Linked DNA regions of Homo sapiens: region 1 is linked to region 2. A link is a loop called in an ENCODE intact Hi-C map of the cell type or tissue named here. Cell type or tissue: Caco-2. All regions are shown on one strand. Links, peaks and the distances in the headings refer to the core of each region. The heading gives the core; the rest is flanking DNA.

Region 1 (5,380 bases), core at 330-5,329, 65 kb before region 2:
AGGATAGGGAGGAAGTTAAAGCCAACTGCCACAAGGTACCTGTGGTGGAGGGTCCAGGGTTCTAGTGGCTTGGCCCACTCTTTCAGGTGCCCTCATCTCAGAAAGATCAATGGTGCAGACAGACTGCAGTTTATCTAGTTCACATTGGATGGATGCCTTGGATCCACAGCCCTAGGATACTTGGGCCCATTTTTGGATTTCTTGCTCTTCTAGATTGTTTTAGACAGCAGTCCATATGAAGACCTTAAGAGAGAATATAGCCCAAGAGTGATGGAAGGCTGCAACCATGACATTTTGAGTATGCTCCACTAATTAAAAATTAAATTGTTAATCCCCAAGTAAAGAAGGAAAATGTGAGGGCATCTGAAGAAGAGAGCATGTTCGTGTATCGTGATCGCTGATCAACTCTAGGTTTAACAGACAGAACTTTATGAATGAGGAATGAGGAGTCATCTAACTTAGGGTAGAGTGAAAGGGGGTCAGGTGGCTAAAACACAAAACTGGTGAAAACTGCTAAAGATAGCCACAGACATTTGTAAAATTATAGGCAGAGAATTAGAAGATGAACGAGATGGGAGAGTATCACTGCTTGGGAAATGTGACACTGTTAGCAAACAGAGAAACAAACTAGAAAGTGAGCATTTCTGTTTTTTTTCTCTCTCTTGTTTCTACCTAGGATTACTGTCTTTAGAATGAAAAAGAGAAAATCTCTTGCACAGAGCTAGAGAGGCACTTTGAAATGCATTTCTAGGACCAGAGGGGCTCTATGGCTGGGTCCTGAAATACACTGTAGATGTGGTTGCAGAAGTGGGGAGTCTTTTGATGGACTATTTTTTCATTATGGGTTCAATTTTTTTGCCTTTTTGAATGCCTGGTAGTTTTTGATTGGATACCAGACATTGTGAATTTTACCTTGTTGGTTGCTGGATATCTTAGTACTCCTATAAAACATTCTTGAGCTTATTTTCTGGGACATGATCAAGTTGTATGGAAACAGTTTGATCTTTTTTGGGTCTTGCCTTTGAGCTTTATTAGGTGGAACCAGAGCTCTCTTAATCTAGGGCTAATTTTTTCCCACTACAGAGACGCTGCTATTCTCAGTACTCTACCAGGTGCTCTGTGAGCTTGAGGTTTCCACTCTGGCTGGTGGGAAGGTGAACCGTTCCCAGCCCTGTATAAACTCTGGGAAATGTTCTGTCTGCTCCTTTAGGGTGTTTCTCTCCCCCACCTTGGATAGCTTTCACACATGCCTGTGTCCACCAATACTTAGCTAAAGACTCAAGGGGGTCCCTCTGCTGACCTCAAGTATTCACTGGGCAGTTCTTTTTGCTGCCCTGGCCTGTGAATTCCAGCCTCCTTGGCCTTGCTGGAATCCAGCCTTCATCTCCTCAACTCAGGGAGACATCTGGGCCCTGCTGGGGTCCTCCTTCTTTCTGCTGTGACTTGGACGCTCTCTCCAGACAGGAAGTTGAGGCAACTGTAGGGCTCACTTCGTTTCTCCTCTCTCAGGGATTGCTGTCTTCCCCTGACTGAGCTCCAGTGTCTGAAAATCATTGTCTTGTCTGAATTTTTAGTTGTTTCAGGTGGGAGGAGAGATCTAGTCCATGCTACTTCTTTGGAGAATCTTTGAATGGTGAGATAAGATTATTTATTTATTTATTTATTTATTTATATTTATTTATTTTTTACCTCTAGCATTCTGGAACTTCTTGTGCTTGTTAGAATTTCTCAGTGGGTGTCAGAAGATGGATGCTGTAATCTGTATTCTAATGATGTCGTGGCTTATCTCTGGAAATACTCTTGATTGGATTTTAAAACTGAGTGCTTAGGAGCCCTTAGAGAGGCAAATGCTGGTCACAGGGGCCAAGCTAGACTCTATGCAAACAGGTCAGGCTGGAATCCCCAGTTATCAAGGGACTGAAGTTAACCTGAAACGTTTCCTTTACCATGACTTAACCTAAGGTGCATGATAATGAGTGTTAACTGGGTACCAGGCTTGCCTTTACACCAGGTTCTGTCCTTATAGCAACCCCGTCAGCTAGGTACCCCCATCCCTGTTTTCCAGATGAGATTAAGGAACTTTCCCAAATTTAGGGTCTGAATTCACATCTGCTCACCCTTAAATGAGATGCCGCATTGGGCAGCATCTTTCTTATCATCTTGATTAGGGAGGATCCAAGAGCTGGAACTTGAATATGAATCAGTAAAACAAAAACAAAGAATCAGACACAAGATAAAGGATCCCTCTTTGTCCCTGAATTGAGATAAGAAAACATCATCAGAAGCAGATGGAGGCTAAGTACTGATTCCCAGAAAAGGCCTCATTTTTAGAAGGGTATTTAGAGATTATTCAGTCCCCAACTTACAGCTGTGGTTGGCAGAAGCCAAGTGGCCAACAGCTCTTGAGGTGGTGTCATACTCATGGGCAGACAGAAACTTCCCTGACAGGATTTTCCCTTAAACCTCCATCGCATGAAAGGACTTTTTTTGCGCATTTATAAAGTGTATAATTACTATCCCAGTAGCTAGATGCAACCTTGTCAATTATAAATAAATCATCACCTCGCCTCCTCATCACCACCCAAATGTCTTTCACACTCCAATTTAATTAACTCACTTACTTTATTCTCTAATAAACTTTCACAAAAGTTAACCCCCCATTCCCAGCTCCATCTAGCAAAGAATGCTGGCTGGATGTCAGCCATGTTTTGGGCCCCCACCTGAATCTCCGCCTCAAATGTAACTCAAATGTGATCATCTCCCCCATCTGGGGTCTCACATGAGGACATGAGGTATGGGACATGACCAGGAGGCATGGCCAGTCTTACTGTCTGGATTGCCCTGGGGGTCATGGCAGGCGAAAAGATCAGAGAATGAGAAATTCCTTCCTCCTTCCAGAGGCCAGGTGGGAGGGCGGGGGAAAGGGCAGGGTCTTGTTGAATTTTGTTAAAAAGCACTTTGCTCTCTTGGAATGCTATCTCATGTCTAAAGCAGCCAAGATCATTAAGTAAATATAGGATCTGTGCTTTTATTTTCACTGCTATTAGCAAAGTTTGCAGGAGGAAAGAGACATTGAATGGGGAGTTTCATCAAAGCCAGGGGTGTTCCACAGGAAAATACTTGTTAGGCCTAGTTTCCTGTGGTGAAAGTCTTATACATTTCAAATATGTTTTGTGACTCTCCACAAACTTTTTGTTTCCTGCAGGTTTGTAATTGAGATATATGCCCTGGGGAGAAAAAACATCCAGGCATCCAGGTCCTTAGAAATATAGGTGCCCTGATAGGACTGTAGCTGGCAGACTTGCCCATAAAACAGGTGAGGCAGGTGCTTGAACATGTGATTCACATGTTGCATAGACTGCCTACTCCTGGGCAGGGGCACACTTGGCCTGTATTTGAATACACCTAGACTTCAAACTCAGTTTGTGAATCACCTCCTTTGGAAGCTGTCCTTGCACCCTAGGCTGGAAGCGAGCTTTCGTCCTCTGAACTTCAATTGCCCTGTATTCATACCTCTGTAGTTCGGGCTCTGCTCACTTTCTACCTGGGATTTGAGTTGGTACATGCCTTCTCACCTACTCGCCTGGACTGGACTCTCCTTTGAAGACAGGGTCGAGGTTGAAGTCATCTTTGTGACCCCTGCAGGGCATTGCACATAGCAGATGTGACCTCTCGCTGGTGGTCAGATCAACTTCAGGGGCACAGGGTTCCTCTTTTTATCTGCCCGATGGCCTTTGTCTAGTGTATTGCTCAGGATGACAATAAGAGGAAGATTCTCCCCCTGTTTAATTCCGGGATGTCACTGGTCAGGCTCCTCTTGTATCTCAGGGGTCCAGGGCTGAGGGCTGTGGCTTCAGCTGAGGCTCTAGGCTAAGCCAGTAGGGCTTGTGTCTTGTATTATTCTGTTCTCATGCTGCTAGTAAAGACATACCTGAGACTGGGTAGTTTCCAAAGGAAAGAGGTTTAATGGACTCACAGTTCCACATGGCTGGGGAAGCCTCACAATCATGGCAGAAGGTAAATGAGGAGCAAAGTCACATCTTACATGGCAGCAGGTAAGAAGGCATGTGCAGGGGAACTCCCCTTAATAAAACCATCAGATCTCATGAGACCTATTCACTATAATGAGAACAGTATGGGAAAAACATGCCCCCATCATTCTGTTACCCCTGACTGGGTCCCTCCTACAACACATGGGAATTATTACAATTCAAGAGGAGATTTGAGTGGGGACACAGAGCCAAACCATTTCAGGTCTACTACTTTGGTAACCTCCTGGAATGAGTCTCATGGGGCCCTTCTATCCCCTGTACTCATGATAGTATGACTCTTTGGGTGGGTCTGAGGCTGGACATGACTGGTGGTGAAACCCAAACTCTTATTAGAGAAAGTATATCCTCTTACTAGTGAGATACCTTAAAGTTTTGAAAAGGAGGCTTTTTATGATAATAAAATTATGCTTTTATGGGAGAAAACTTGGCAAATACAGAAAAATTATAAAGAGAAAGCAATGTCTGTAATTCTGCAATGCAGAAATCACATTTGGGTGTATTTTATTATTATATAATGAAATGTTATTCTGAAAACTTAGATTGGTTAATATATATAAATGTTAATATGTATATTGGTTAATATACATAATATATGTAAAGCTTTAAAATATACTTAGTTTAAAAAATAAATCTGGGTACAGCGGCTCACGCCTGTACTCCCAGCACTTTGGGAGGCCGAGGCAGGTGGATCACCTCAGGGCAGGAGTTCGAGACCAACCTGGCCAACATGGCAAAACCCCATCTCTACTAAAAATGCAAAAGTTAGCCAGGCATGGTAGCGGGCACCTGTAATCCCAGCTACTCGGGAGACTGAATTAGGAGAATCACTTGAACCTGGGAGACAAAGGTTGAAGTGAGCCAAGATCGTGCCACTGCACTGTGTCTCAAATAAATAAATAAATGAATAATAAAGCCAGGCATGGTGGAGGACCACTTGAGCCCAGGAGTTGGAGGCTGCAGTGGGCTGTGATTGCACCACTGCACTCTAGCCTGGGTGACAGAGTGAGACACATTCTCTATTTTAAATTAAAAATAAATAAATAGGCCAGGCGTGGTGGCTCACACCTGTAATCCCAGCACTTTGGGAGGCCGAGGCAGGTGGATCATGAGGTCAGGAGATCAAGACCATCCTGGCTAACACAGTGAAACCCCGTCTCTACTAAAAATACAAAAAATTAGCTGGGCATGGTGGTGGGTGCCTGTAGTCCCAGCTACTCGGGAGGCTGAGGCAGGAGAATGGTGTGAACCCGGGAGGTGGAGCTTGCAGTGGGCTGACATCCCGCCACTGCACTCCAGCCTGGGCGACAAAGTGAGACTCCGTCTCAAAA
Region 2 (5,380 bases), core at 208-5,207:
GAGAACTGCAAAAGGAGAGAGAATGCACTTTTCTTAGCTGCCAGAGTGATTGGCGTGAAGCAGAGTTCATCAAGGGGTGTCTCTGCATGGCTCTCCCATGGTTTTGCCTCCATTTGAAGTAAAATCTGAAACTGTGTCCCTGGCTTACAAGGCCCCGTGAGTTACGGTGCCTGCTTTTGACTCACCTCCAATGATTCTTTTCCTTCTTTGCTCCTTTCTAGAGAAGAAGCAAAGCCTATAGGTAGAAGCATGTAGATGGGCCTGAGGCACTGGGCAGGGGGAAGGATGCCGTGGGAGGAGGGGGCCATATTCCAAAGGGCCAGCTCAATGAGAAGGAGTTGGCTTCTTTTGAATCATTTCAGCCATGGAGCTCTCTTTTGGAACCTTCCTCAGTTGGAAGCCTCTAAGGGGATGTTGTTCCTAGTTGGTATCAAACGTGGTGACCCCACTAGCCCCAAATTTGACTGGAAGAGCCTCCTTTCCAATTGAGTATCCTCTGCTTGAGGAGCTCTTGGGTGAGATAACAGCCCCTATCCTTTGCTCTTTGTATTGCTTTTGACTGAACTGCTGCAAATCATGGGGCCCCTGAAAGTCCATCCCTCCTCCAGAGGTAGAAGCGCCTCCATCTCTGTGTACCTGAAAACAATAAAAGGCATGTTTATTTAAAATAATGACTGCCGGAGGCCCCCAGGAGGGGCTGAGGATCGAGGAAACATTACTGTGGCCAAAGTCATTTTTTATTTCTGGAGCAAGGTAGCAGACTCAGGGGGGTGGCAGGAGCTGCCAAGCTAGCCCCCAAATTTATAGCAAGGGTGTTAAACACTGTGGGTGATCAGTGGAGTTGACATTGCAGAAATTCCCCAAATGAAAATTCCTTGTAGGTTAACTTTTAGATGAACTTTAAAAAACAGGGGCAACAGACCCTCAATGGGCTATTTCAAGTGTTTCCAATTTCATTAACATGATTTAAGCAAAGACTCCCCCTTGCCTCCCTGGATGCTAAATTAGAAAACATCACTATTCCTCTGCCCTTGTGCCTAGTTTGCAAACCAGTGGGTTTATCTGGTTGTTTTCCCCAGAGTTGGAGCACTGCAGCTGTTTCCATAGCACTGCGGCCCACAGGGAGTTGTGTGTTGGGGGCTCAGTTGTTGTCTTACAGAAAAAAACCTTGTAAAGGCAATTCAGCAAGCCACCCTTCTAGCACCAAGAGATACAATTCCTCTTCCCGGGGCTGAGATGGAGAGATACAGATAGAGAGAAAAGAAATAAATAAATAACCAGTTTCTCTTTCATTTAACTCTCAGAAACAGCCTCTGGTGCTAATTATTTCTGCTGTAGATTTTGTCAGACTTTGAATCCCAATCCTTTTGCCATAGGTGGTATATTTTAGAGATGCAAAATGATATAAAAAACAATCCACTTTCCTGAAAGATAATTTTGTGTACATTAAACAGACACATTAAGCCATTTACAAGAGAGTTGTTTGTTCTCAGGGATTTGGAGGAAATCTGAATTTCTAATTCTGGGCTCTTTAATAATTTTCAAAAGAACTGAGGCTAATGATTAAACGTCTTTGAACTTCCCCAGGCTGTCTTCTATCCCATGATCTCAAAGCATTTGAAAAGGAATAGAATTCTTTACCTTGATGAAATCAGCAGGAGAGTAGAGGAGACACCAGCCCCACCAGGAGCTTTGTGGCAGAATGGGGGAACGTAAAGTAAAGAGGCTCAAGAAAAGTGCACAAGGTCACTTTCAGAGCTTCAGATGTGGAGTTGAATGAAGAGCCTTCATACCAGTTCTTATTTCACAGCCTTGGCTGCTAAGACTTGGAAAGAAGGCCAAAGAGAAAAGAAAACCAAGGTAGGACTTAGTTAAGGATGTCTATAATGAGATTACACATGACATGCAATCTTATCTGGCTCTAGTGTTTAAGGATTAGAAGAGATCAAGTCTAGCAATGGTGAACTTTCATCATCTTTCATCAGCTTTCATCTTCTGGGTTCATTCTGATTGATCAGTAGCAGCTACAGAGAATATTTGGCCAAAGATTTAAGGTTCAGCAGCAAACAGTCATAATGGCTCTGCTCTAAAGAATTCCGAGGGCTGGGTGCAGTGGCTCACGTCTGTAATCCCAGCACTTTGGGAGGCCAAGGCAGGTGGATCACTTGAGGTCAGGAGTTTAAGACCAGCCTGGCCAACATGCTAAAACCCTGTCTCAACTAAAAATGTAAAAATTAGCTGAGCATGCTGGCAGGCACCTGTAGTCTCAGCTACTTGGGAGGCTGAGGCAGGAGAATCACTTGAACCTGGGAGTGAGAGGTTGCAGTGAGCCGAGATCACGCTACTGGACTCCAACCTGGGTGACAGAGCAAGATTCCATCTAAAAAGAAAAGAAAAGAAAAGAAAAGAAAGAAAAGAAAAGAAAAGAAAAGAGAAAAGAAAAAAAAGAAAAGAAAAGAAAAAGAAAAGAAAAGAAAAGAAAAGAAAAGAACAATTCCATGACTGACTAATGATGCCTGCCATGAGTGCCAGCTTGGAGGGTGGTAGTACTAGTGTTATTTGTGCCTTAGCTACCTGTTCTAGGTCACATTCCCTAAAGTTTACATTATGTGTGATTAAAGTGGGGCTTGTCCAAGGTCATTTGGTCAGTTTCAGACATGTCTCCTGACCCTGTCTAGTATTTGATACCCCAGCTGCATAGGTTAGACCTCAGAGAAACAGCAAATTTGTCAGCTTCCTGTAGCAGCCTTCTTTTTCTTTTCTTTTTTCATATTGCAGCCTGACTTCAGATTTTTCCATCTGGAGACTTTCTTTAGTGTTTGGAGAGCAGAGGGGGTGGATTTCAGAGCCACAGTGATTCTACAGACAAACAGAAATGCAAGCACAATTTTCCTGTTTGTTATGTCCACTCTCAAAATTCTCTTTGCATGAAGCACACGCTGATCACAGCCCTCCCACTGCAAAGCCTTCCCCTCAGCCCACTCCCGGGTTCTTTCTCCCAATCGCTGCAGATGCCTTTCCCTGTGCCCCACTCCCCCGGCACTGTAAAAAGCTTTTGGTGGGGGTTGATGCGTCATCATTTCCTTCCATCATAGCCTCACCTTCTATTTCTTCCTGTTTCTCCCTTAATGTTCTTTCTCTTAGCTATTCATGCTCACATCTTAATGGCTGTGCTTACAGAGATAAATACATTTTGCCTCTGACCAAAAACAGTTTCTGCCCTGACTTGAATTTAAAAGCCTGCCAGAATTGCAGTGGGGAGCAGAGGCAGAGTCCTCAGTTTCATCCTGGGAGCCATAAAAGTTTTCTAAGAGTTTATCATCTCCATCAAGATGAAAATGGGATTTCAAGGCTTCAAATAGGAAAGATAAATAACAAGGAAAACTCCAGCTTTTGTCAAAGCAAAGTTCTCTTTACCAGTTTTATGAGTCTACCTGTTGTGCCTGCACCCTGGCATCTGTTTCACTGTGGTATCAGACAAAGCCTTCTCCAGGAATTTATGCAAACCTACGACTGGATAGAGAATTTCAGGCAATTGGTAGAGCTTGGAAGACGGCTGACAAGTCATATTCTTGGGCCGTAACTCACTCTCAGACTCCTCATTCGTTCCTCAATTCTTCCTCTTCCCCTTCCAGCATAATGGGAATTGGAATAGAAAGCCCTATTAACTGTAAGGCCTAGGCTGTGATTTATAGGACATTATAACAAACGGGACTATGGTTCGTTGTACTTGGCTATCTTTTGCATTTGAGGTGGCCAGGATTCTTTGTCAGGATTAGATTTTGCCCCCTTGGCCTCAGTAAATGGCTGCATGCAACTAGGAAAGGCTCAGCCAGTGTTTCCAGCTGCTCAAGATGACCCCATGTTTCCTTTGAGGAAAGCAGTGCTATAGAGCACCCATGTGCCACTCTGGATGGCCACGAAAGTGCCCAGTGAGTGCTCCTTGGAACTTGTTTCTGATGTGAAAGTTTTGGTGGGAAACTCGGGGAGACATATTACATCCTGGTAGGAGGCACGTCCTATGGATTTGCCCTTGATGCTTCTTTTTCCATTGTCCTGGCTTAAGCCCTGTGACCCCTTCCTTCACTCATTATAGCAGCTACATGTCACTCTCCTCATTTGTCCCATCTCCCCGCTTCAGTCCATCTTTCATGCTATTGCCAGATGAATTTTCCCCAAAGCCAGCTTTGCTTAGGTTTCCCCATGGCTCAGAGACCTTCAGTGGCTTTCCAAGGTCTAAAGCCCAAACACTTCAAGCAAATGGTCAGGGCCCCTATCCTCTTTCCAACCTGTCCTTCTTCTGCTCTCCTCCATGCACTCCATGTGTTCAAATCCTACCTCATCTTTAAGATGCAGTGCATAGTGTTTCCTCCTCTGAATCCATCAGTCTTGGAGAGTATTCGCATACACTTGTGAATGTGACTTATCCACTCTAAAGGCAATGAGGCTGAGTGGTTAAGAGCACAGGCTATAGAGCCAGACTGGCTGAGTTTGACCTTTGTTCTGCCATGTACTAGTGTGACCCTGAGCCAGTGACAGAAGACAATCGTAGTACTTACCTCATAGGGTTATTATGCAGATTACATGACCTAATATTTATAAAGTACTTAGTACAGTAGCTGGGGCAGACTAAGTGTTGTATACATTGTTAATAAAACATAGTAAACTGTAAGTTCACTGAGAGTCAGAAACATGTGGTTTAATTTTATAATCCTCTTTGTCCTGTGCTGGGCTGAAACAACCTTGAACCAGATTGCTGTGAAAATGAAATTTGAAGAGAGAGAGAGAGAAGAAATATATGTGAAAGCACATTGTCATATTTTTATTCAATAATCAATAATTCAATAATCTTATTGAGTATCTGGAGAGACCAGGCTCTCTGTTGGGTAATTGTTGATCAAAATGGAATGAGATATAAATCATGTATAAACACATTGAGTATGACTGTGTAGAAGACAAGTGGCAAACATTATTCTTCTCTTGTCCCCATGTTACAGGTGAGAAAACCAAGGCTCAGAGAATCTTTAATAGCTTAGGTGAGATCACACATCCAATAAGCATCTGAACTGAGATTTAAATCTGGGATCTCATGACTCGATGACCCAGGCTGTTTTCATGTTACCATGGTGCTTCTCATTCAAGAATGAGTGAAGGAATGAATGGGCATAGGAAAGAATGAATGAATGGGAAGATCTCAAACATACGTGGCTCCAGAAAGAGAGCAAACCAGAGGCTTGCCATAGAAAGTGAGTTGTAAGTCAGCTTGGGCAGGTAGCAAATCCCTGAAGCCATAACCATTTGTCCAGTCGAGCATTCACTATGGTGGTGAGATGGGGCAGTTTCATTGCCTCCCCTTTGGGGACCACCTTGCTACCCCTAG

The links. Peaks named below come from ENCODE experiments on the same cell type or tissue, not always from the same donor. Only the 100,000 strongest peaks of a DNase experiment are listed, where the experiment ranks them.
Region 1: it touches region 2 in a loop (8-fold over the local background); 2 of 110 quality-filtered maps call a loop at or near these places.

What each region holds. Positions count from the first base shown.
Region 1 is chr10:77,449,657-77,455,036 of GRCh38, reverse strand. All of the region lies in intron 1 of KCNMA1 (potassium calcium-activated channel subfamily M alpha 1), which reads left to right. Among named protein-coding and RNA genes, the nearest start is that of KCNMA1-AS3, 100 kb to the right of the region's middle. In Caco-2, for the core only: no CTCF peak of the experiment used is centred there; DNase peaks (open chromatin) are centred at 1,890 and 2,886.
Region 2 is chr10:77,384,639-77,390,018 of GRCh38, reverse strand. All of the region lies in intron 2 of KCNMA1 (potassium calcium-activated channel subfamily M alpha 1), which reads left to right. Among named protein-coding and RNA genes, the nearest start is that of KCNMA1-AS3, 36 kb to the right of the region's middle. In Caco-2, for the core only: no CTCF peak of the experiment used is centred there; DNase peaks (open chromatin) are centred at 1,721 and 2,128.